3 separate regions of the Homo sapiens genome follow, and all the other regions are linked to region 2. Evidence: chromatin loops called from intact Hi-C (ENCODE). Cell type or tissue: heart left ventricle. All regions are shown on one strand. Links, peaks and the distances in the headings refer to the core of each region. The heading gives the core; the rest is flanking DNA. Region 1 overlaps MCC (MCC regulator of Wnt signaling pathway). Region 2 overlaps LOC124901046 (a long non-coding RNA gene). Region 3 holds the start of TSSK1B (testis specific serine kinase 1B).

Region 1 (8,000 bases), core at 1-8,000, 130 kb before region 2:
GAGCAGTACTTTGGCTTGTCCCATCTGGGGTCACTGATGTGACTATAGTCATCTGGTAGCTTGACAGGGGCTGGAGGGACTAAGATATCCACACTTAGTCCATGTCTGGGGCTTGGTGCTGGCTGTTGGCTGGGCCTCCCTGTGTGGTCTTTCAACTTTTGTTAGTCTAGTCCAGATGTTCTTTCATGGTGGCAGGGGTGTTCCAAGACATGAATGAAGAAGCTGCAAGGGATTTGAGGCCTTGGCTCCAGAACTTGCACAATTTCATTCCTGTGACATTTTATTTTCAAAGCAAACCACAAGGCCACCCTAGATTTAAGGGGTGGGGAAAAAATACTCCACCTCTTGATGGGAAAAGCTGCAAAATATTGTGGCCATGTTTTTCAATCAGCCACATCACACATTCTCTTTCTTCTGTCAATTTAGCAGCAAGTGTCATAGCGAAGGCACGTACTAGATATTAGCTGATGTGAACTCAGTGTTCTGGTGTTTTCATTTCATCCAGCTTGAGACTATATCCTCAGGATAAGAGTAGATTTAAAATAAAAAAATTAACCTTGGTAATATTGATCTTTAACTCATTACTTGGACTGATTTTCTCTTTAAAAGTTGCTCAGATCCAAGCACACATTTCTTATTTCAAAGGAATAACTGTACCTTGAACAAACAGGTTCATGCTTTGAAGACTGACAATAAATTGAAAATAGTTGTTGTCCATGGGATTAGGTGCTATGGGTATCAGAGAGCTTTGTTCACTGGTATATTTGTTTATTGGCCAAATACTCACCCAATGCATGCCCTGTGTCAGTCTCTGTACTATTTGCCCAACATGCATAATTGAGTAGAGAAGATGGATATACAGTGGATGATTATAACACAATGTGGCTGATAATTGCAATGACAGTTAAATGCACAAGATATAATGAAAACACATTAAGAGACATAAAATAAAATGTTTACCAATTCAGTTAGAAACTTACAATTGGGTTGTGTATAAGACACACATGAATCTCCTAGTTGCCATATTTTATACACACACACACACACACACACACACACACACATATCAGTATTATGTAGCATTATTAAAGCCTTTTGAGGATGGTGAAAATACACATAAAAAGAAAACTTCCATTAAAACCATGGAATGGGCATCTGTTATTTTTCCCTGCCCGGCACTCATTCGCCTTTCTGGTAGTGACAGCACCTTGATTCCCTACCTGCTCTTTCCTCAGCTCTTAGTCCACAAGATGGGGATAGAGCCAACTCTACCCTAATTTCTCAAGCTGAGCATGTAATCCAGGCCTGGCCAATCAGATCACTGCATTCTTATAGTCTGAGTGACTTGTTCAGGAATAGATATATGACCCAAGAAGAGCTAGTGAGACCAATTCCCAGGACTTCTGTGAAGCCACCATTAGAGAAGAATCCCTCTTTTCTCTGTGGCTACCCGACAGAATGGCTGTAAGACTTGGGCTGCTGGAAGCCATGACCAGGAGCCTGAGAATAAAGCCAATTCTAAAGGAAAGGGCTGAGACACAGCAGAAGGAAGGCTGATGACATTTGATCCTTTGAATCCATCCATGCTGGACCTAACTGCCTAGGCTTCTCCAATATGGTCACATTTGCATTCTCTCTCACCACCTCCCACTTCTTCTTCAAAGTATTAGAGTTGGGTGTTTGCTGCTTGTCACCAAAAAGCCCTAATATATAGTACAGAAGGAACAAAACTCAAGAAGTAGGTTTGAGGGGTTGTATAGGGGTCATAAGAAGGCCAGCATTACTGAAGCTAAGGGCCCATGTGGGAAGCAGTGGGAAACATGATGTGATATAGTAGAATGAGCCCACTAGATGGTTAGGAGTCTTGACATCCAAAAGCATCCAGAGGTGACAGCATAGTCAATTAAGTAGATAAAAGAGAGCTGTATCATGAGTACCTAGCAAAAATATTAGGAAGCCATAGCAGCACTGACTGAAATCAACAGCTTGCAGGCAGAAAGAACAACTAGGAGGAAACTCCAGTAATCAAGAGATGAGGGAGGATCCATACCTAGACCATGGTACTGCCAATCTGAGAAGTATGAAGAGAAGAATCAATAGGAATTAGGGACTCCTCAAGGACAGGAAGGACAATGATTAATAAAAAGAGACAAAAATTAACTGCTAATCAAAGACTTGGCTAAATTTGCCCAAACTTAATCTATAGATAGTTGCTTCACAGCATTCTCAGTATGCAACAATAGAATGTAAAATGGTACCCATTACTTAAAGACTTTAAAGGCCTTTATAACTCCCAATTAAATATTGGAATAAATTAAATTGTTTACCCTTTGACAGAGGGCTTAGAGTATGTAAAATAAAACAAAACTACAACAAAAATGAAAAAAAAACCCTTTTACCTTCAAATGGGGCTGAAGGCTATCGTGTGTGACTTGAGTCTGGTTTTATGCTCACTGGGCAGTATTTTTAACAATGAAATCTAATAGTAGCATTCATTCTGGAAAACTGGGATATGTCAGGGCTGAATAGATTTTGTATATATTAATTAAAACTGTAGTTTTAACTTTTTTAAACAAGATATCAAACCCAAATTCAGGAGGCTGCTTATTGTTTCTTTAAATCTGCCAAGGAATCAGGATATCTCCTCATACTTCCTCCCTTGGGCTTGTGGGTTTGAGGTCCTTCCTGTCTCAACCACATATTCTTTCATCTAACTTTTTGAGTTCCTATTAGAGAAAACTTTTTTTTACTGTTAGTTTTTCTGAGAAACTTCAGTACTTTATTTTTTCCTTAGACCATGGGGCACCATCAGAGCAGCAATGAAGGCTGACACATCAGGTGAGAATCTACCTCAAGGAAAGGGCAATAAAGAGTCTTTGGAGATATAGGTTATTGGAAATTGTGCCTGGTGTTCTAATCTTAGTATAAATTAAAGGTAATTGTACTAATTAGCAGGTTGTTATGTCTACTATCTTAAACAATGTTTTACAACTACGGAATTTGATTGAAATAAGTTTTGGGGCTCTCTGAGACCTGACCAAAGGAAGAAAAACAAGTGCCCCCAAAGCTCTGAGAAGCACAGACAGGTGACAGCCTCATTAGGTCAGCTCAAAGGGATGCATCAGCTCTCCTCAGGCAATCCCTGCCCCTTCAGTGGCCATCAGCCTGAAGCACTGCCCCTTTCACATAATTCACATGTTTGACACAAGTACATGGAATCCATGTGTAAGGTTTACAGCTTGGCTGAAGTAAAAAAGAAAAACTATTTATTCAAAAGGGCATGTTTAAACAAAGGCTCCGTTGGAATTGCTAACATATGTAAATATCTAATGCTAGAATTTCTTTTTTAACTCCAGTCTTTCCCAATCACAAAGAAAAGCACACTTTTCAAAATGAAATCTACAAGTAATTATAATGAACCTAGATTATTTGTTTTTCATGGGAAAATTAGGTAGCATACAGAATACCTCACAACTGTTCTGGTATAATGTATGCATCACTTTGCTGCCAACAAGATGGGCTTTCACTAACACGAATTGCCCTCAGACCCTGCCTCAAGTCCCTGAGGACCATATGTCTGTCATTTCTGGGAGTGGCCTCTGGGTGGCAGTGTTATTTTCAGTTTGCACTTTGCTCATCACGTCAGTTTTCTAAGTTAAAGTTGCAAGAGACTCAATCATCTCTTTCAACAGACTGAGTGTTCTCTATTCCTTACTTGCTCTGTGGCTTACAGCCTCAGTTTCCTCCTGTATAGAAGGAGCATTCTATTCTAGATGAGGAAAGTAGTTGCAAGGATTAGAGATGATAATGATAACAACACGATTATATACTGAAAACCTGTGATATTTTAAGCTCTATGTAGGAACTTTACATGTAATATCTCACTAAATCTTTCCAACTTCCCTATAATGTTTGTGTTACCGCTTTATCTTGAGACATAAAAAACTTAAAGCTCAGAACAATCAGGAACTTAGCCTAAGTTCCATGGCAACTCAGTGGTGAAATTGGGATCTATCTTTCTAGCATTATAATACAAGTAAAGTGCCTAGCAAATTGTCTCATGCTAATAAATACTAGTAATTTTAAAACATTTGTATTATTGCTACAAGTATTAAATTGTATAGCTGATGTCTAAAACACATAAAAATTTAAAAATATTGTTTCTGGGATGGCTTAAACCGATATAAAAATCTGTTATGACGTGTTTGTTCAGGTGCCTTAATTTTCACCCAAAGAACTTTTGAGCAGAGAATGCATGGCCTAAGAGAAGCTTTGTGAGTAAAAGTTTATAGTCAATTAAGTGTGGAAAATGCTTATATTTTATTCTTCTTCTGGAGACTTTCAAGAAACAATAGCATATTAAAGGCTCCGAGATGTCTTGCCATAAAGAAAACTATAATCTAGTTTAACCCAAAGTTTTCACATGTACTTAACAAAGAAATTCCTTCCTCACATAATATTTATAACCATCTCTTTAAATCAGTGTTCTGCAGAAAACACTTAGGAGGAATGAATCTATGGAAATTCCTCTTCCGAGCTGAGCATGTAATGTTTTGACTAGTCTTTTTCTGCCAACCCAGCTCCCTGCTGTAGATGTGCTGTGAAATGTCGAGGCTGACAATAAACTTCTTCTGGCACTTAACTATTAAACCGAAGTTTTTCTTAGGCTTTTCTCACAACAGCACAACATTCTTTCTACTTCTCTCCATCCTACAGTCACAGGTAACCATTTCCTGAAACTCCTGTTCACAGTATTTCTTAGCTCCTCTTACAGAGCAGACCATAACTTCTGTACCATTCGATGGCTTCCAAACTTTTGTTAACTCTACTTTAAAGCTTATTGTCACTTAATTTGTCATGTGCTTATGCATCCACAATCACATTATAAGTTATTTAGTGTCTGGAACTGTGCACTGCACTTCCCTGTGTCCCTAAAGTAGCATGACAGTGCATTGCTCATTCATTCATTCATTCATTCATTCAACAAACATGCACCAAGCATCTTCCCTGTGCCAGGCACTATTCTAAGTGCTGGAGTATAGCAGTAAACATGACAATCAACGTCATTAGTAATCCGGTGGAAATTTATTTGTATGGGGAAAGATAGATAAGTAAATATTCAAGGAGGTACATAACTCATGTCAGATAAGGGTGAGTGGTATGAAGCAGTTAAGGGCATGTGAATGAGGAAAGGAGGAGAGGCTGCTTGAGCTTGGAAAGGCCTCTCTGAAGAGGAAATATTTAAGCCCGGTTAAGTGCCTAGTAAAGGCTCAGAGACAGGCTGAGTTTGCTAAATTAGAGGAAAAGCAGGAAGGCCAGTGTGACTGTGGCAAACATGGTAAGTCAGGGGAGCAAGATGAGATCAACTCAGAGTGGGTGGTGTGCACCACATTGTGGTAAGGAATTTGGACTTTATTTTAAGATGATACAGAAGCCACAGAATGTTTTAGACATGGGATTGAACTAAGCATGATTTTATAACTTTAAAAGACAATTCTGACTACAGGGTAGAAAATAAAATGTCAGGAGCCAAGGAAGGGGCCAGGGAGGCCAGTTAAAGGTTATTTTAGTAGGCAAGGCAAGATATGATGGTGATTTGGACACGGTGATGGCAGGAGAGCAAAGGAAGTGGGCAGATTCTGGCTATACTTTTGCACGCGAGACAGTGGGACTTGCCAGCTTGAGCAAACAGATGAACAGAAATATTTCCAAGATGCAGATATTTACTAAATGCAGATATTTCCTAGGTAAAGGTTATCTGGGAGACTAGTAAGCCTGGGAGAAAAAGTAGGGGACAGAATCAAAAGTTCTTTTTCACTGCATTAAGGTTGGAAGTCTGTAAGATATCTAGGAATACATGTCAATTTAACCTGATTCTGGAGATCACAGGAAAGGGCAGGGATATATATAATTATATTTGGGAGTTACTGGTACAAAACTAGTATTTAAAACCATACGACCAAGCTCGGCATGGTGGTGCTTGCCTGTAATCTCAGCACTCTGGGAGGCTGAGGCAGGAAGATGGCTTGAGTCCAAGAGTTGAGACTATCCTGGACAACATAGTGAAACCCATCTCCACAAAAAAATACAAAATATTAGCTGGGCCTGGTGGTGCATGCCTGTAGTTCCAGCTACTTGGGAAGCTGAGACAGGAGGATCACTTGAGTCCAGGAGGTTGAGGCTGTAGTGAGCCATGATTGCACCACTGCACTCCAGCCTGGGTGACAGAGTGAGATCCTGACTCAAATAAATAAATAAATAAACCCATGGGACCACAAGAAATCATCTAAGGAGAGAATGTAACCCCAAGGCACCTCCAAATTTGGAAGTAGTATAGGCTGAGAAAGGGAAGCTAAAATGGTAAACAGGAGAACATGGTGTCAAGAAGTCCAAGAGAATAAAGTATAGCTAGCATGAAGGAGTGGTCAGCTGGGTCAAAATCCAAAGATTTAGATGTGGGCAGAAAAGGAATCTTTGGATTGCCAACATGGAGGCAGCAAGAGCAGGGCCAGCAGAGTGGTGAGGACTGAAGATGGTAAGAGTTCACTGAAGAAAGGGTCAGAGAAATAAGGCAGTACTAATGGGGACACAAAGTCAAGAGAGGGTTTCCCTCCACCCCCAGAAGGGAGATCCTGGAGTTTACCTAAATAGAGTCAGAAGGAGAGGTTAATAGTATAGAAAAGAGAAGGACTAATTGAACATGTATATCTTTATCTAATTATTGTCCTTTTTTTTTTTTTTTTTGGATACAGGGTCTTACTCTATCACCCCGGCTGGAGTGCAGTGGTGTAATCATAGCTCACTGCAACCTCTAACTCTTGGGCTCAAGTAACTCCTCCATATCAGCCTCCTGAGTAGCTAGGACAACAGGCATGCACCACTGCACCTGGCTAACTTTTAAATTTTTTGTACGTTGCCCAGGCTAGTTTCAAACTTGTGACCTCAAGTGATCCTCCCGCCTCGGCCTCCTAAAGTGCTGGGATTACAGGTGTGAGCCATGGTGCCCAGCCTAATTAGTGTCAATTTTTGGATGTATTTGATTTACGTTAGGCTGAATAGGGAGTTGTTTTCCCAATCCCCAGGACTTAAAACCGGGTGGTAATAATAATAAGAATATTAGTTTAACACGTATTTAGTGATTATGTGTGGGGCATTGCTTTATGGACTTTACATATATATTAGCTCCTTTATTCCCCCAAATAACAACTGCCCCCATTCTACATTTGAGGAAAATGAGACACAGAGAGGTTAAATAATTTGTCTAGTGTCATGTAGACAGTAAGCATCAGAAACAGGATTCTCACTCAAATAGTCTGACTCTGAACTCTTAACTACCAGGAGAAAGTGGTAGGAGGTTTCACAGCCGCTGGCACTTCCTCAGTTCAGGACATGTTTTATGAATCACCTCCTGTCAGTTACCACCTCTTTTCCCAAGGGTATAAGGTTATATAAAAGGATGAAAGGGTATTGTTTTTCAATCCTTTCTCTGGTCAGGACAGTCTTCCAAGCTGGTCAAACCAATTAGATGTGTGCAGCAATTCTTTCAAACCAGTTCCTTTTAGGATTTTTATAAATATCTACTACACATAAACAATTTTTTTTCACAAAAAATTTCCTTCTGTGTACATATTTTGATACACATTTACACATTATTTTAATGCTATATAGTATGCAATTATTGGTTGGGGTGTTCCACAATGTACTTAACACTTCAACTATGTATGTGTGTACACTTATGTGTTTATAGAAGAAATCCATGTTCTTGGCAGAAAAATCTGAAAATACAGCTTAGCAGAAAAAATTCCTTCATTTCATCATTTAATAAATATTTACTGAGTGTCTATTTTGTGTCATGCAAACTTACGAATCATGCTTTCAAATACCATTAAAAGCATGAAGAAAATGCAAAAGAAAAACTGCAAGATACAAAATATGCAGAAGATATGTGGAAAAATTAGTAAAACACAAATCACACACATGACGAGAGAGACAGAGGGAGA
Region 2 (11,026 bases), core at 1,440-9,439:
GTTCATCAGTATCTGAGAATGAAGAGTTAGGCATTTATTGTAGTCTTCAGAGTCTGGGCTGGTTTATACCTGTTCTTGGGAAGGCTTTCCAAGTATTCAAAGGGATTTTGGTGTTGTTATCTAAGTCTTTCGTCACTGCAGCCATATTTGCATTAGGATGCACCCCAGTGCTCAGTAGCACTGTGACTCTTGCAGACTCACAGCAGACTCACAGAGGTACTGCCTTGGTGGTCTTGGGTAAGATCCAGGAGAATTCTTGGATTACCAGGCAGAGAGTCTTGTTTTCTTCCTTTAATTTCCCCCAAACAAATAAGAGTCTGTCTCTGTGCTGAGCTGTCTGGAGCTGAGGGAGAGGTGACACAAGCACCACTGCGGCCACAACCACTGGGACTGCACTGGGTCAGACCCACAGCACAGGGTCTCACCCAAGGCCCGCAGGGACCATTGCCTGGCTACCACACATGTTCACTCAAGGCCCAAGGGCTCTACAGTCAGTAGGCGGCAAATACAGCTAGGCTTGTGTCCTTCAGTGCAGCAAGTTCCACTCAGCCCCAGGTGGGTCCAGAGATGCCATCTGTGAACCAGGGCCTGGAACCAGGAACCTTAGGAATCTACCTGGTGCTCTATTCTACTGTAGCTGAGCTGGCACCCAGGTCATAAGACAAAGTCCTTCCTACTCTTCCCTCCCCTTTCCTCAAGCAGAGGAGTCTCTCCCCATGGCCACCACCACCCAGGCCCATAAGGAGTACTGCCTGGCTACCACAAGTTTTCATTCACGGCCCAAGGGCTCTTGAGTTAGCTTGTGATAAATGCTGCCAGGCCTAGGTGTCTCCCTTCAGGGAAGTGGCTTCCCTCTGGCCCAGGGCACATCCAAAAAATCCTGTCCAAGAGTCAAGACTTGGAATCAGGGACCCTGGGTATCTGCTTGCTGTATGCCACTATGGCTGAGCTGGTACCCAAGCTATATGACAAGGTCCTCTTATTATTCCCATTCCTTTCCTCAGACAAAAGGAGTCTCTCCTTTAGCTACCACAGCTGGGAAGGTGCTGGGTCACACCTGAAGCCAGCATGGTTCTGAGTCTCACCTAAGGCCCATGGCAAGTACAACCTGGCCACTACTGCTGATTTAGTCAGCCGGTGTTGAATCCTGCCAGGACTGGTAACTTCCCTTCAAGGCAGCAGGTCCCTTCTGTCCCAGGGTATATCTAGAAATGTCATCCAGGAGCTAGGGGGCCTCACAACTCTGCCTGGTGCTCTACCCTACTGTGGCTGAGCTAGTGTTGAGGTTGCAAGACAAGGTCTTCTTTACTGTTCCCTCTCCTCTCCCCAAGAAGGAGTCTCTCTTGAAGCTGTGAGCTGTGCCTCCTAAGGTTGGGGAGGGGTGATGCAAGCACTCCCTTGGTCATCCCAACTGTCTCACTAGGTCATGTATAACCCAAGTCCACTGGCTGTGAGCCCAGGTCAGCACCAAGATCTGCCCAGGAATTGCCATCCTTGTGGCTTATGTTGCCTTTCAAATTTATTTAGGGCCCCAGAGCTTTAGCCTGCAGTGATGGGGCTAGCTGGAACTCAGGTTCCAACTGCCGGAAGGGGTGATTCCCCCTGGCTAGGGTTGATCTAAATGCTCCCTCCAAGTATGCTAGCTGAGTTCTGCCCCATGTTTCCACAAAAAATAGGCATTCCCGTGACAAGGCAGCACTGAGTTCCGAAAGAAAGTCCCACTATCACTGCACTCTCCCTTCTCCAAATACACAGATTCTCTCTCCACACCAAATAGCTGCTGCCATGCAATGAGGGAGGGGTGGTGTAAGGGATTCAAGACTGTCTTTCTTTTCCTCTTAACAGTGCATGTTTCCTTAATATGATGTTAAAATCAGTTACTGCAATTACTCATCTGATTTTTGGTTCTTATGAAGTTACTTTTTTTGTGTAGGTAGTTGTTCAATTTGATGTTTCTGTGGAGGTGACAATTGCTAAAGGCTTCTAATCAGCCATCATGCTCTACCTACCCCAAAAAGTCCATTCTTGAAGGGAGAACTTGGTGGTGCACCTTAATGTTCATCACAGTTCATCTTGAGCTATTTGAATCCACTTCTTTGTGTATGTCTGGGAAGCAGCTCCTCTGTGATTCCAGTGGGCCTCTCTTTCTGGGGCACTCTTTTATTTTCATTTTTTTCTTTTCTTTTTAAATAGAGACAGGGTCTTGCTATGTTGCCCAGATTGGTCTCGAACTCCTGGGCTCAAGTGACCCTTCCACTTCAGCCTCTCAAAGTGCTGAGATTACAGGTGTGAGCCACTGCTCCTGGCCTCAGGGGCACTCTTAGAAGAGGAAGTTTATTGGGAAAAATAACAATCTCCATCACTGCTGTAGGTCTTAGGGCCCCAACTGATACTCATTGTTTCCCTCTTCCACTTGTAAAATGGGGGTAGTAGTATCACTTATTTCATAGAGGTATTACTAAATTCCAGGAAATAATGCAAAGCACACTGGACCACTGGGAAGAGCCCAGTGAAACATAGCCATTATAATTTTTAGTATTATAAAACTGGATAAGGCTGTACATCATGATATTTTTAAGACATTTATTGCTGGATATCAGATAACATCAGATCCTCCTTTTTAAATGTTTTCTATTTCTCTTTCTGGGTTCAGATATAGGAAGTTAGCCATACAGGGTTTAGATTCAAATCTCTGGAGAGGGGGCCTGGTATTTTCTTTGCGTACACAGCACCTCTTATTTTTAATGTGCTTGCATTTCTTCTTGGAACTAAAGGATGTGGCAAACACAATAGGGACTACATGAAGCAGGCTGAGTGTGTGCGGGGACATGCATCATCATCACTCTCTCAGTACCTCACATGATGATAGGCTTTCCAGCCACCTCTACCCTAGCTCTAGTAGGTGGGGCTGGCTATAAAGAGGAGTCTTATGCCTGTCAGGTGTTATATGTTGGTTGACTTTACATAATCCCTAGCTAAATATCATCTCTTGTAATGAACATAGGTATCTTGGATTTAAACTGAGCAACCATACTTTGTGAAGGATCAAACGGGTTTCTAATGAAGGAAACAGTGAGGCCAAGAACTCCAGAGAAAAGAGCTCCTTTCCAGCATCTTATGCCAAATCTTTAGGGCAGTGGTTTTCAGACTGCAGTTTGCAACCCATCAGTGAGTTGCAAAATTATTTTAGTAAGTGGTAGCCAGGCCTTTAAAAACATGAACTAGAGAAGAAAAATAAAACATGAACTAGAGAAACAGAAAATATCTGCATATATTTAACTTAGTACAATACTCCTTCCTTATCTGCAGTTTTGCTTTCCATGGTCAGCCATGGTCCACAAATCTTAAATGGAAAATTACAGAAATAAACAATTCGTAAGTTTTAAATTGTGCACAGTTCTGATGATGAAATCTTGCACTGCCCTGCTCTGTCCTGCCTGAGAAGTGAATCCTCCCTTTGTCAGGGTATCCACATTGTATACACTACTCACCCATTAGTCACTTAGCCGTCTAGGTTATCAGATCGACTGTCATGGTATCACAGTGCTTGTGTTCAAGCAATCCTTATTTTATTTAATAATGGCCCCAAAGTGCAAGAATAGGGATGCTGGCAATTTGGATATGCCAAAGTGAAGCGGTAAAGTGCTTCGTTTAAGTGAAAAGGTAAAAGTTCTCAATTTAGGGAATGAAAACAAAAATCATATGCTGAGGTTGCAAAGATCTACAGTAAAAATGAATCTTCTATTCATGAAATTGTGAATAGTATACTGTTATTGTTGTTTTATTTTATTACTAGTTATTGCTGTTAATCTTTTACTGTGTCTGATTTATAAATTAAACTTTATCATAGGTATGTATTTATAGAAAAAGCAAAATGTATATGGGTTCAATACTATCCTCAGTCTTAGGCATCCACTGGGGCTCTTGGAATGTTATCCTCACAGGACTTGCAGTGTCACATATTGTTTCATAAAACCTTTTCATTTATGCATGTATTTTTTCTGGACACAATAAAAACAGTGTATATCTGGTTGTGTATCTGTCTAACACGCACTGCTCTAGGGGAAAGATACTTATAGCAAGAACAATCACCTTGACACTCTTAGCTCAGAAGCTTTATTTTTCTTTCCTTACTTTTGATCAGGAATGACTTGCCCTTATTTCTCTCTATTTCATTCACCTTCTATTCAGTATACTTGGGGTGATTGGGAAGGAATCCATTTTATTTCTGTACCTCCCATTCTCTTTCTTATTTCCAGGGTGTTCTCCTGGTGGACCAAGAAGGCTAACCTGCTTCATTTATCTCCTCTACCAGGCAAAGCAGTCAGAGTGAGTTAGGCTGCTGAGTTCTGGGAGGGGATTGGAGCAGGGTTTTTATCTTAGATGGGTGGAGCCAGTGAATAAACTATTGGAAATCTCATTTGGATTCTCAAATCTAAGAAGTCAGGTAGACATCTGGAGTCAATGTGCAGAGGCAAACAGTGTCAGAGACAAATGTGGCTTGATCTTCCAGTGCTGAGATGGGATGAGGGGAGGCACAAGGGAAGAATTTCTCAAGTGAGGAACACCCCCAAGAATGCCTCGTGATTTGAAAATGAGAACAGCTGAAAAGTTGTAAGTTATTTCATTATCTACTGACTTATATATATTTTAAGTATACCCAAAAGGAGACAATAGGAGTGTGGGCTACACAGGGTATCCAGTTCTGAATTGTATAGCTAACAATTGTGCATTTCAATGTATATACATTTTACTTTAAAATGATAATAATTGAGTAAGGGTGGGAAGCATGTGGAGGTACACCTGGGTCAAGGATGGCAGACTGTTGAGGCTAGATGATGGGTACATGGAGATTCATTATCCTCTTTTTTTTTTTTTTTTTTTTGAGACAGAGTCTTGCTTTGCTACCCAGGCTGGAATGTAGTGGCACGATCTCGGCTCACTGCAACCTCCACCGCCCGAGTTCAAGTGATTCTCCTGCCTCAGCCTCGCGAGTAGCTGGGATTACAGGCATGAGCCACCATGGCCGACAAATTATTGTATTTTTAGTAGAGACAGGGTTTCACCATGTTGGCCAGGCTGGTCTTGAACTCCTGACCTCAGATGATCCACCCACCTCAGTGTCCCAAAGTGCTGGGATTACAGGCATGAGCCACCGCACCCGGCCACTATTCTCTTTACTTGAGATTGGAAATTTTCCAAAGTGCAAACTTGAAGAAAAGTCTCAAAATAGCTTTAATGCTCTTCCTTGTTATTAATCCAACCATGGACTGATAGTACCTTTTTTCCCATAATCTCAGACCAACATGGAAGCAATAAATGAGCTACACTGTTTCCACATTCTTGGCTCCTCTCAGCAGCCAAGTCCTGAAGTTGCAAGAACCATGATCTCCACACTGGGCAATCAGAAGGGATCCAAGAGATAGATACAGCGGCTTTGTATCTTAAGTATTTATTAAATCTAGCATTTGTCCATTGACCCCATAAATCTCTCTAATGTCAGGGACCTTCTCAAGAGTCTGCAAAGGTAAGAGACTGGTGCTTGTTTTATCAGTTGTGTGTTGATCGTTATGGAGACAATAAGATTGAACCTACCTAGAGGTTGCCTACATTTGTGAATTAATACAAAAGGTAGGGTGGTAACAGTTGGCAATTCAGTATATGTGACTTATTTGAAAAGGAAGCCACAAACCAATTTTTGAGACCCAACACAGCATGAAATGTGCAAAAGTGGTTGCCTAAGTCTCATAAATTAAAGAGTTGCTGGTGAGGAAGTGGCTTGCTTGACCACCTCTTTGCTAACTGGTCTAGACTGAGGGTGTGCTGCCAGAAGCTGATCTTGATATCTAATGATATGGGGCAGAACTGGAGCAATGATGTGAAATAGTGTCATAAAAAGTATTCTAGTCTTTGATCTTCATGTAACTATACAGTATTGGGCAATACACCCAGCCAAGGTATACTTTCACTTCCTCATTTGTAAAGTGATCCAGTTGAATTTCAAAGATTCCTTCTATTTCTAAAATTCTATCATTTATTTGCCATAGTTAAAATTTCACTTGCTCATTACTTTGGAGAATAAGCAATAAGTCAAAACTATCCTCTGCTCATGTGCTACCTAAGTCTTGACAAGGATTAGTCTCACAAACAGAGAGTAGTGGCCACTTCCATGCAGTGATTCAGGTCATAATGAGATGGAATCCCATTTGCAAACTCCTCACTAGCTATAGCATTTCCAGAAATTACATTACAAGAGCTTTATTTCTTTGCATTTTGGAGGTTCCTCTTTAAGACTCCTGTGTTAAAGTGGAAATGTCCCTGGAAGACTACTCAGTCCTTAGTATTGACTGAAAACTTTGTGGGAACAGTCTGTTAAATAGGTCTTATGGGCCAGAGGAGAGGAAGGGGCTGAAGAAGAGTGTGGAGGCATCAATGTGACTCCAGTGCACCTCTTGGGGCCCCATTACCCTGTGTGATGGACCAGTCATTACAGGGAAGGGAAGATGATGGGATTAAGTTTGGGGAATAGATTGGGGAGACTTGAGTCAGGTGGTGTCCACATGCATCTTAGCACATAACTCTGAAGTCCCTGACATCTCTGTTATGAATGTTTGTGTCCCCACCCCCCTAATTCATATATTAAAGACCTAACCTCCAATGTGAAGGTACTTGAGCATGGGAAGGTAATTAGTGCTAGTTGAGAGACTCAAGTTGAGACACTTGAGTGTGCGGGACACTCAAGACAGGATTGGTGCCCTTTTAAGAGAAGACATGAGAGAGTAAGCTGTCTGAGTGCAAGCACTAAGAAAAGGCCATGTAAGCACACAGCAAGTGGGCAGCCATCTGCAAGCCAGGAAAAGGGCTCTCTATAGAAAATGAACTTTCCCAGACTTTGGTCTTGGACTTTTCAGCCCTCAGAACTGCTGAAAATAAATTTCTGTTGTTTTAAGCCACCCAGTCTATGGTATTTTGTCATGGCAGCCTGAGGTGACTAATATAATCTTCTTTTAATCATGTGGTCTCTTTCCTTTTCAGTGTTAGTTGTGAGTCAATTTGCCAAATTAAACATGAAAGAAATGTCCCCAAAACATCTGCCAAGGGAGTATTCCTGAACAGTATTCCTCCCTGACCAAATGCCAGTCTGGTTTTTCTTTGTTGCTGTTGCTGGAGTTGACTACTTTTGGATGATCCAATCAAACCAGGTAGTTGCATGTCCTGAAAGAACACTTCTTTCTTAACCTATCCCAAATGCGTAAGTAGGTTTACTAACTTGATACAGTTTGGGGCTAGAAAGACTCTTAACGATTTTTTTAAAAAATTGTCAACATTTTCAAACATACCCCAAAGTAAAAAGAATAGTATAAAGAAGACCAGTATAACCATCACAACAATTCAGTGATTACCACAATTTTGCTTGTGAATATTTTGAAGAAAAATATCAGTAAGAAATAAAGTACTATATTTACGAAATACTAAGTGTGCCCTGGGGAAAATAAAATCCTTATTTTGTGGGATATGAATACACTGTCAAGCAACGGAAAAATGTATTCAATTCCTCTTTAGCTATCTGCATGGGTAAATTTTGCCTATGGTTTAAAAACTGAATCCTTTCATAAAACAGAAACATTAAATATTTAGCAATAATCTTTTTGTTTTCAGTGGGTTTTTGATGTTCTCTTCAGAGGGTCCCAGGAGACAACTCCATGAATAGACTCTCCCTCTTCGTCTCTGAGTTCTTCTTAAAAGTCTCCTGAAGGAGAAACTTAGGGGTCTTCATTCTCCCAGTTCTGCAGCGTCCTCTCATAAATTCTCACCTGATTCTTTTTACTACTACAGTTAAATTCTTTAAAGTGTCATCATTTCTACTCTTGATTTTTAAAATCCTACTCTTGATGCATCCCAAGGGCATGGTTTCCTTAAAATTCCATAAGGACATATGCCAACGGACAAATTTATATCCCTCCTGTCTTCAAAACCATGCAATGGTTCCACTTCCCAGTAGGTAAATTTCCTCTGCTATCTGACCATAGACTAGATCCACATTGATCATTTAGTGTCACTGCTTTCTTCTTTGGTCCCTTCAACCTGCCTTTCCATGTTCTCAATGAGGGGCTTTCGAGATTGTGACATGCTACTTTCTCTTATATACTACTCCTTTGCTTAGAAAATTCTTTCCCGTGGGCTGGGCGTGGTGGTTCATGCCTGTAATACCAGCACTTTGGGAGGCCGAGGCTGGTGGATCACAAGGTCAGGAGATCGAGACCATCCTGGCTAACACAGTGAAACCCTGTCTTTACTAAAAATACAAAAAAATTAGCTGGATGTGGTGGCAGGCACCTGTAGTCCTTGTTGCTTGGGAGGCTGAGGCAGGAGAATGGCATGAACCCAGGAGATGGAGCTTGCAGTGAGCTGTGATGGCACCACTGCACTCCAGCCTGGGCAACAGAGCAAGACTCTGTTTCAAAAAAAAAAAAAAGTTCTTCCCTGTGAGCTTTTCCAAACCTTTTCTTCCTATTTTCCTAAGCAATCCTTTAAATTGCATCTCCTTTATAAATCAAATAAGCAAGACGTCCTGGAAGAGATGGTTTTCCTCCTCTTCTCAGTCATCCCCAACATAAGATAGCAATTGCTCAGTGAGTTACACAATGTATTTGCTGACCTACTGTGTTCACATTTTTGGACTGAGCTTTTAGTGTTTGGGAGATGGTTTAAGGATGTTCTAGACGTTTTTGAGGCACATTCTGTAAAAACAGTCATTTAAATTTTAAGCTCCAAGATCTAACAGACTATTTCTATTTACATTTTTTATTTATGGATGTTGAATAAATTAGTGTTTGATATTTTTTGTAGTGATTGGGATATCCTATCACATGAGAGTGGGTAAGAAGAGCAAGAATAAAAACTAGTTGATAGCCTGTTCCAGAGAGTCTTATTTTTATTATTTTAAAATATGAACATTGCCTCCTATTAACCTCATTGCTGCCATCTCCCTTATTAAAATGAAAATGTCCCTGGAAGGGATTACTACTGTTAATACAATACTTCATAGAAGCCGTTTATGAAAATCAATGACGGTCAAGACCTAGAACCATAAGCAAAAGATAGCTTTCTAGTGTCACCTTGTGGCTAACCATATTAATATACATTGAAGCTGATTAATGTGTAGACAGGTAGACACATATACAGGGTATAGAAAAATACCAATTTTTGGCATCTATATTATGATATGTATATAAAATGATAGCGCTGGAAGTAGTTTTACAATTACTTAAGTACAAATTTTATTCCATAGATTTAGATATGAAAGAACTTAGTTTCTCTGTAATTAACCTCAGTTAATTCAGGGGCTGCCACTCTTGCCTAGGCTTGCTTTTAAGTTCTGGGGGACTTACGGAGTATCAAGGCATCAGTAAGTGTGGGAAAGAGTTTCTGATCCTTGGTGGTCAAACAACATAAGTCACCGTTAAGTCATTCATTGCTTATTCTCAACTGTGCGATTCCTTCAGGTCTGGCATATCTCTGCCAATTCTGGACACCTCTTGGGCACCAGGAACCCTTTGCTGCTCTATACCACACTGCGCCTCACCTGCCTAGGCACACCACACTACCTTCTTTCCTGAGCTGCCTCTCTGGCCTTCCCTTGGGAAAGTAGCACAGGCCATTCTGTTCCAGGATCTCCCACACCATTCAGGGTTTTTGTTTTGTTCTCCCCAAGAGAAGCAGGGCTCAGGATCCTTTTTGGCAACTTACTGGTGTATTACTATGTGACTTTTTCCAGTTCCAGAGAACCGAAACCAACTTAAGACAATATTTCCCCAAATAATAACCCCTAAATGACCTGGCTGAACAAGAGAGAAAGGGATGGAGGGCTGGCAAAGTAGGGGTGATGAGGGGGCAAAGGGTGGGAGGAAATATCCCTAGCATCAATAATAAAATCATGTTGGTTATATTTTAAGACTTTATTACTCTACCAGGTCAATTTTATAGATGAGAAGAGAGCAGTCTCCAGACCACTGTGCTGTGGCATGCTCGTATGCCACAAGTTGTTTACAGGCATATCAAGATGTTGATGACCCCAGTTCTTAGGCAACTGGGTACAAACTGGAACGGGTGAAGCTAGTTCTTTCAGCCTAGTCACTTATGCCCAAGATCAGCCTTATCATTGTACAAATATATTAGTCAGAATAAGCTAACTCTTTGTATCAGTTATCTACTGCTGTGTAAGAAACCCAACCTAAAACTTAGTGGCTTACAGCAATATTCATTTTATTTGTTTATGTGTTCTGTGGGTCAACAGTTTGGACTATGTTTAGCTAGGTGGTTTTGCTAATCTTGCTTTGGGTTGCTTACAGAGTTGTGGTCATCCAGCAGCTTTTCTAAGACTAGACTTTCCATTATGGCCTTTTTCACGTCTTGCCCTTGGTGCTGGTGGATGATTGGGCCATAGTTGTCAGTGGGCTAGCCTAAGCTTCTTTACTTTGTGGAAGAAGAATTCTCAGCAGCAAAACAGGCTAAGCCTTAATGCACAAACACCTTTCAAGCCCCTGCTTATCTCGTATTTGCTGATGTCCCAATGGCCAAAGCAAGTTACATAGCCAAAGACAGAGTCCATGTGGGAAGGAAGAATACAAGGGTGTGAACAGAGGAATGTGTGATTCATCAAAGGCCATACCTTTGATGAATTCAACAATTTACCATAATGTTACAAAAAAAAATCTTCCCAAATCTCAGCAGTTTACCACAACTAAGAATTATTTCTTACCCATGTCATATTCCAATGTGGGTTGGTGAGGACACTCTATCACACTCGTTCAGGGAATCGGGAACCTGTTATCTATCTAGTGGTTCCACCGTTGTCTAAGAACTTCCAGAAGACCAGGAAAGACAGAGAAGGGAAGATTCAAGGAAGGTGTTATAGACCAATCCTGGAAGTGGTATACATCAGTTCCAGCAACATTCCAATGGCCGGAACTCAGCCATGTGGCCCCCAGCTAACTGCAGGAGAGTTGGGAAATATAATGCCTAG
Region 3 (8,000 bases), core at 1-8,000, 73 kb before region 2:
GTTTGTAGGAGGGCATGGAAAAGTAAGTTCTGGGGTCTGGTTGAATGTGAAAAATAGAGATGACAGAAGCTGGTACAGAGGTCAGAGTGTGCTAGTTGGAGGGTGGTCAGCGTGAAGAGACTGCAGATGGAACTGATCATGAGGGCCCGTACTCTGAAGAGAAGCTGGGTTACAGGAATAAGCTTCAGAGTTAATAGTGCAGGGTAAACTTATGGAAATGAGTATGAACACTGAGAGGGGCACATGGAGAATGGAAAGGAGAGGGACCAAGCCTTGTTGAAAGCTAAAATGTGTACGGTAGGAAGAGCAATGGTCTAAAAAGAAAAGGAGCCAGTGGCAACAGAGAAGTATGAGGGAAATTGAGAGCCCTCTTAAGAGGTAGCTATGGTGTCAGAAGAGTAGGAAGTGAGATTATCTGCTGAGGGAGAAAGGAAGGGGAGGAGCTTGAGGTAGTGAAAGGATTGGAGGAGTTTTCCAGTGGATTATGGGAGAGAGTTGAGAAGAGATGAAGAAATGGCTAACTGAACAGTGCTAAGGGCCTAACCAGATTAGTTGCATATGGTAGGTGTATTAGTTTGCTAGGGCTGCTATGACAAAGTACCACAAACTGAGGGGCTTAGACAAAAGAAAAGTAGTGATTTACACTTCTGGATGCCAGAAGTCTAAGATAGAGGAGTTGGCAGGGCCTTTCTCTCTCTGAGGGCACTAGGAAAGGATCTGTTCCAGGCCTCTCTCCTGGGCACCAGTCATATTTGATTAGCATCTCACCCTACTCCAGTATGATCTTAACTAATTACATCTGCAATGACTCTATTTCCAAGCAAGGTCACATCTTGAGGTACAAGGGGCTAGGACATCTACATATAAATGGGGTGGGTGAAGGGCTTCCTGGGGCATTAGAAAGCTAGAGGCAGAGATGCTGTTCAGGGACACCTGAGTACCGACTCTGGTTTCTTCCTGCTCCTGCAACAGGCCATGAGGCTATCGCCTTAGAGGGGTATACCTTGAGGCTGTAGTTTAAAAGCTAACAGTGTGGCCAGGCGCGGTGGCTCACGCCTGTAATCCCAGCAGTTTGGGAGGCCAAGGGGGGGGGGGGGTGGATCACGAGGTCAAGAGTTCAAGACCAGCCTGGCCAACATGATGAAACCCCGTTTCTACTAAAAATACAAAAATTAGGGCGGGGTACAGTGGCTCACACCTGTAATCCCAGCACTTTGGGAGGCCGAGGTAGGCAGATCACGAGGTCAAGAGATCAAGATCATCCTAGTCAACTTGGTGAAACAACGTCTCTACTAAAAATACAAAAATTAGCTGGGCATGGTGGCACACGCCTGTAGTCCCAGCTACTTGGGAGGCTGAGGCAGGAGAATTGGTTGAACCCGGGAGGCGGAGGTTTTGGTGAGCCAAGATCGTGCCACTGCACTCCAGCCTGGAGATAGAGCGAGACTCCGTCTCAAAAAACAAATAAACAAACAAACAAAAACAAAAATTAGTTGGGCATGGTGGCACGTGCCTGTAATCCCAGCTACTCAGGAGGCTAAGGCAGGAGAATTGCTTAACCCAGAACCGGGAGGCAGAGGTTGCAGTGAGCCGAGATCACACCACTGCACTCCAGCCTGGGCTAGAGCGAGACTCTGTCTCAAAAAAAAAAAAAAAAAAAAAAAGAAAAGAAAAAAAAACAGCTAACAGTGTTGGCTCGGAGCTGGAGTGTACCTGGGCTTTAACCTTGGCTCTGCCACGTATTTATCATGTGCTCAGAGACAAGTGACCTAAACTGACTTTACTCAATTTCGTGTCTATAAAATGGGAATAATAATAGGACCCCTCCCATAGGGTTATGAGAACTAAACACATTAATGAATAGCATGCCTAATGAAGTTGTATTATTCTCATTTTATAGATAAAGAAACTGAGACATATAGATTAACCAACTTGCCCAAGATCATTTAGTAGCAGAGTCAAATTCGGTCTATAGAAATCAAAAGTTCATGCTTTTCACTATTGTTACATTGTTTCCAGTATTAGCTGATTCGTTTGTCCATTAATTGGATATTAGCATTTAAATAAAAAGTTGATAAGGAAAAAATAAAAATAAAACATTTTCCTTTGTAAAATTTTCTTCTGGGGGTGCTGGGGAGTAAATTAGCTACAAAATCAATTACAAGGAGAATGATTAAATATAAAGAGTTAAAAACAGGAATATAATTTCCAAGTGCTCTTTTCCAAATATTATCGCTGCAAGGTTTGAACAGGAGAAAGCCAGTAGAGATAAGAAAAATCAAAACTGAATAAACTTGATGTTAAATCAGCTTCTATTTCTTCTTGTCTTTCCTCCCATTTTCTCCAGTTGCCATGCTACTCCTGAGGATCTAGGATAATACTGAAAGAAGCACATATGGGGCACAAGATTTCTAGCACTTTAAAGCTTAATGCTTTAAAAGTATGTTTTGAGGCTTCTTTAAAAGTTTATGGATCTTGCCCAGAGCTGGAGTCGGAGCCCCCGAGGCTGCCGCCGAGAGTGCCCGCGAGCCCGTGGCCCAGCCGAAGCTCTTTCCCGCCGCCTCTCCGCGCCTCGTCCCCGTCCAGCCCCACCCAACCCCCAACCCAGCCTGGTCCCCTGACCCTCAGTCTGGCCCGGTCTGGCCTCCCAGCAGGGTCACGCAACTGCCCCGGGGACGATGAAAGGAGGATAAATGGTGCCCAAGGTGGACAGCGGTGCCTTCCTGCTGCTCTTCCTGCTCTTGCTGTCACTGAGCCGTTGCGGCCAGTGGGGACCCTCTGCTGAGACAGGCTCTGTGTCCAGCACCTGCTCCGGGTCACGCTCTGGGGGAGTAGGAGTCGCACGACTGTCTCAGCCTTGGATTTGACTTTGGCCTCATCCACCTAGGGGCCACGGGAGAACCATGTGGGTTACCAAGTTCAAGGGGAGAGAGAAGAAGCTGATGAAAATAGAGGCTCATCTGGGACTGCCTTCCTTCTCTGGCTCCACCCTTGACTTCTTCAGAGCTTGGGCTTTAAGCCGTGAGCTCCATCTCATTCCCTGGGCCGCAAGAAGCTCACTGGGCCCGCGTCTCTGGAGGCTGTTGGGGGGGCCCTTCCTCTGTCTCCATAGTCGACGGCTTGCTGGGGAAACCCAGGATCTCCGACTGCCTGGACATTTGCATTGCTGTCCCCTCGGGTTTTGTCTCAGGCTGTGCCTGGGGCTGTGCCTCTCCCTCAGGCTCCAGCTTGGTGGCAGACTTCTTGTCAGAGCCAGGTTCGGGGGTCCACAAGGGTTCAGTTCCCCGGGAACTCTCCCCCTCCTTGTTGATGGCCACAGAGGGAGATCCCCGTGCCTTGGGCTGCATCCAGCAGTGGCTGAGGATCTCGTCGATGTGGAGCCGCCGGTTGACGTCGGGCTGCAGCATGTGGTAGATGAGGTCCTTGCACTCGCCTGTCAGGTGCTTGGAGCGTGGGAAGTTGACGCGGTGCTCCTTCTGGATACGCAGCATCTTCTTGATGTTGGAGTCGTCGTAGGGCATGGAGCCGCAGACCATGATGTAGAGGATCACGCCTAGGCTCCAGATGTCGTACACCTTGGGCTGGTAGGGAATGCCCTGCAGCACCTCTGGGGCCGCATACGCTGGTGACCCACAGAAGGTCTTGCTTAATGCCATTCGACCACTGTCATCCCGCAGGCAGCGCTTGGAGAAGCTGAAGTCGGACAGCTTGATGTTGAAGTCCTTGTCAAGGAGAAGGTTGTCACACTTGAGGTCCCGGTGGACGACGTCCAGGTCGTGGCAGTACTTGATGGCCAAGGAAAGCTGGTGGAACTTCTTGCGAGCTTCGTCCTCATGCAGGGCTCCCCGGGTTTTGATTAACTCGAGGAGGTCGCCCTGGACCGCGAGCTCCATGACGATGTAGACCTTGCCATGTGATGTCTCAAAGATCTCGTAGGTCTTAATGATGGAGCAGTGGTTTAACATGGCCAGAATCTCAATTTCCCGGGGAAGGAATTTCTCCAAGAAGTCTGCGGGGGCCTTCTTGCGGTCGATGATCTTGATCGCCACATTGAACTTCAGGCGCTCAGAGTAAGCAGATTTTACTTTTGCATAGGAGCCCTCTCCTAAATTTATCCCCAGGAGGTAGCCTCGTCGCTTGAGGACAGCAGCGTCATCCATGGTGCCAGGAATGCCCAGTGCCTCTGAGGCTGCCCTCTACAGCCCCGAGGCGCATGGGCCAGCAGTGTGCTCATTTACATCCTGGATAGAGAGTCCTTTGGGCTGGCCAGGCCTGCTGTTCCTGCCTCCTAGAGGCCAAGACTCTGGAGTGGAACATTTGGCACTGTCTCCCAGATGACTTCAGCGAGTGAAGTCACAAAGGAGGAGTGCCCTGGGGGAATGAGACCCTGGCCTGAGGCACTTGGACTTGGAATCCTGGAAGGCTGGCCAGTAGGCTGGAGCAGACAAGATGAGCAGAAAGTGGCCTCGTGTCTTGCTGGGACCTGAGGTAGAAGGGGACTGTGTGGGACACATGGGCCTGCCCATGCTTCCAAACCCAGAGCCAGGCATACTTGTGCAGAATTGAGGCCAATTCTTGCAAACCAGGGCATCTGAGGAGGATTTAATAAAGGGACAATTAATAAAGGTGGGAGCAGAGTGTAGGGAACCCTGAGGGTCACACAATTACCCCAAGATAGTAGCAGACCCCTGGCCTGCATAGAAAAGGGTGGGAATGGTCCCTGGAACCCAGAAAGAGTAGTGTAGACAGGACCACCTTGAGAGAGGCAGTGGCCTTCAGGGGAGAAAAAGCCAGCCTCAGTGACCCTACAGGCTGGCAGGGGATGGGAGGAAGTCCCATCCCTGACTTCTTTTTCTCCCCTTCAGCCCTTGATGCTGTCCACACAGGTGACCCTCAGGAGTGCAGAGCAGGGCCAAGAAGAGTGGTGTGTCAAGAAGGTAGACAGCTTCCTGGCCCCGGAGTCACGCAGTTTGAGATGCCTGGATTCTGCCGCCTCCCTATACATCTCTTCCCTTGTCTGAGCCTTTGCTGGCTTCTTACAGCAGCTCTGTAGGAGGACAGCTGGCAGGAGTTCTGCTCTTGGCTGTGAGCTCCCTCCTGGGGACCTGCCCAGCTCACGGCCCTGGCTGGGCTCCCAGGGCATATCTGGGGCTGGGGGCTGAAGGTGGGGCCTGGATGCCACCCTGAGCACTGGCAGCTGCTCTGAGGACATTACAAGCAGCAGGGGAAGCACTGGACAGCAACCATCATTTCTTCTGGCAGTGGAGCCTCTGCTGTGACTGGTTCTGTGTCCAGCACCTGCTCTGGGCCACACCGTCAGGAAGAAGGAGTTGCATGACTGTCCTAGCCTTGGATTTGACTTTGGCCTCATCCACCTAGAGGGAGTGAGAACTCCTTCCTCACATGAGCCAGGTGGAACCCTGGGCCCTTCAGGAGTGAGTTAGTAGAGCTGGATGTCGCTCAGGCTGGGTTGGGTCACCACCAGCTGTGGCCCTTCTCCCTTTTCTCTGCTCCTTCACCTTGTTCCCCAACTCTGACTGCCCACTGCCAGTCCTTTGTGCGTGGTTGGTGCTCCTTCCTCCAGACAGCCTCCTTCTCCTTCCTGCTGGGGAAACCCCAAGTGCTGTCTCTTGGAAACCAAAAATAAAATTCTAATCTCCCCAGCCATCTGAATGGACCCCTCTTCTCAGCCAAGGCCATTCCAAAATTAATCTGAAAAACTAGTTCAGGCCATGATAGAAAGTAGGGGTCAGGCAGGCCTCATCATCCCTCCTCCCTTCAGGTTTCAGGCACAGCTGAGCAGCAGTAACATCGACACAGAGACCTGAAGACTGACAACAGACTCTGGCAGTAAGATACAGCAGGCTCTGAAAGAAACTGAAGTATTTTACTATCAAACAGATTTCTTTGACATATTTTGAAATAGCTCTGCAAAGCTGTCTCTTATGAGGAAAATCTACATTCTGTGAAGAATCCCCTTCCCTTTCTAGCTCTTTTCTCCTGAGATAATTAACTAGAGTCTGATAAGAAACATTTAACAGTGTGTTTTTTCTGAAGCCTGATACCTGGAGGCTTCATCTGCCTAAGAACCTTGGTCTCTACAACCTCTTACCCCAGAGACAGTCCCTTCTATTGATTCCAGGTCTTTAGATAAACTCTCTGAGCCAATTGCCAATCAGAAAATCTTTGAATCCACATGACCCAGAAGCCCGCCTCCCACTTTCAAGTTGTCCCTCCTTTTCTGACTGAACCAATGTATACCTTACATACACTGATTGATGTCTCGTGCCTCCCTAAAATGTATAAAACCAAGTTGCAGCCCTATCCCTTTGGGCACTTGTTGTCAGGATCTTCTGGGGCTGTCCTGGGCCATTAGTCACATATTGGCTCAGAAGAAATCTCTTCAAAAAAAAAAAAAGTTTATCTATATTGCTGTCTACAATGAAAAATATCCAATGTTATGTTTACTCTTTGTAATTAAATGCTAAAAAATTTATTTTGGTCCCAATGCTGTTTTCTTTATTGAGTTATCCTACAAAGGCAATAGGGAAAGATAAGCAGAGGCAAATGCAAGAGAGAGCAGGGAAGACAGCTTCTTGCAAATTGGGCTTTCTCATTTGTGTGTCCCCTGGCTGCCCTCAGCACAGAGCTTTACACACAGTCATAAACACTGGCTGAGTGATCATCGCAAAGAAAGGGAGAGAAAAAAAATTCATTTTCCTCCATTGCTCCTTTACCCCTGTTATGTTCTATGTCTTCCAAGGATAAAGACAATGAGGTATGAGGTATTCACTCAAAATGATAATTACCTTGGGATTATGTAGAAATATTGTATCTAAAATCCTAAACTGACAGGATCATTTATTTGCATTTTACAAAAATCTGGGCAACAGATGATACACATACACTCACACATAGACATACAAAACACCTGGAGATGAAGGAGAAATAGTGCTGCACTTGAATTATTTCTATTTTGGCTCAAAATTCCCTGAGATATATTTCTAAAATCTACTCGGCAGTTTCTCCCACCCCCTTTTTGTCTTTTGATTCTTTAGATGCTTTAAATTCAAAAGGCTCCTTATCTATATCCCAGATAGTTGAGTTATTTGAAAGCCCTGACCAAGGCATTTTATTATGGATTTGGTTGCTCTTGGGTAGAGTGAATAGGTAAATATATGCTGTACAGGGAATTTTGGCAGGAGTGGTAAAGGGCTCCAGCTCCCTGCTTCACATCTCAGGTCTGCTCCTTCAGTGCCATGTGGGATTCTCTTTGGATACCATCCCATAGGTTGGGAAGGCATCCTAAAATCGATGCTGAAGTTGTCAGTATCACCAGTCTATGGGACCTAGTGAAAGAGCAAGCAGAACTCTGAGAATCTGGGAAGAAAAGCAGTTTTCTAATGCAAAATGCATGAGAGGAGAGCCAATCCTTGGTCCTAGGGCTCTGACAACTCATTTTGTGACCTTAGGCAAGTGACCTGTGTTTCTTTCCCCTAACTTTCCTTATTTTTGGGTTGTGGGGGGAGTCTTTAACTAGAAATTGTTAAGGTCCTATAGAATGACACCTAACTTTTTTTATTCTATATCTAAAGACATGTTATCAAGGGTTCCATCTGCCGTACGGTGAGTTGTAGGAGCTGAGGCAATTAAGAGCATCAGACACGGGGCAGATAAATCTGGTTTTAAATCCCAGGGGCCACATCTTATTAGTACAGTGTGACTCTCGGAAAGTAACTTGATCTGTAAAATAGATGAAGTTATCTAATTTACCTAGTTATCTTACAGAGGCAATAGGAAAAGTATATAAGGAAAAAAGGTATGCAAAATAGGTATGCACTTTAAAGTGATTGTGAGGATTAGACATGGTGATTCCTGGTATATCACCTCTTATGACATCATAATGGTCTAAAGCAGAGGCATTCTACTCCATTGGGCCCAAGTTATGTACAAAATAATATTCAGTATAATATAGATCTATTATACCTTAGAATATCCCA

Evidence for each region. Hi-C counts contacts between places; a loop is a spot of excess contacts. Peaks named below come from ENCODE experiments on the same cell type or tissue, not always from the same donor. Only the 100,000 strongest peaks of a DNase experiment are listed, where the experiment ranks them.
Region 1: a loop joins it to region 2, with 4 times the contacts of the local background. A loop is called at or near these places in 79 of 110 quality-filtered maps.
Region 3: it touches region 2 in a loop (2.1-fold over the local background); 6 of 110 quality-filtered maps call a loop at or near these places.

Annotation. Positions count from the first base shown.
Region 1 is chr5:113,375,544-113,383,543 of GRCh38, forward strand. All of the region lies in intron 2 of MCC (MCC regulator of Wnt signaling pathway), which reads right to left. Among named protein-coding and RNA genes, the nearest start is that of TSSK1B, 55 kb to the right of the region's middle. In heart left ventricle, for the core only: a CTCF peak has its summit at 3,594 (motif pointing right); no DNase peak of the experiment used is centred there; H3K27ac peaks cover 577 bases.
Region 2 is chr5:113,501,919-113,512,944 of GRCh38, forward strand. It overlaps LOC124901046 (a long non-coding RNA gene), which reads right to left. Exons shown (of 2, transcript XR_007058905.1): 2 at 9,941-11,022. Among named protein-coding and RNA genes, the nearest start is that of YTHDC2, 6.3 kb to the right of the region's middle. In heart left ventricle, for the core only: a CTCF peak has its summit at 9,126 (motif pointing left); no DNase peak of the experiment used is centred there.
Region 3 is chr5:113,430,680-113,438,679 of GRCh38, forward strand. All of the region lies in intron 1 of MCC (MCC regulator of Wnt signaling pathway), which reads right to left. TSSK1B (testis specific serine kinase 1B) reads right to left here and starts at 4,310. Exons shown (of 1, transcript NM_032028.4): 1 at 1,874-4,310. The coding sequence starts at 4,160. The coding sequence ends at 3,057. All of the region lies in intron 2 of LOC107986366 (a long non-coding RNA gene), which reads left to right. In heart left ventricle, for the core only: no CTCF peak of the experiment used is centred there; a DNase peak (open chromatin) is centred at 3,739.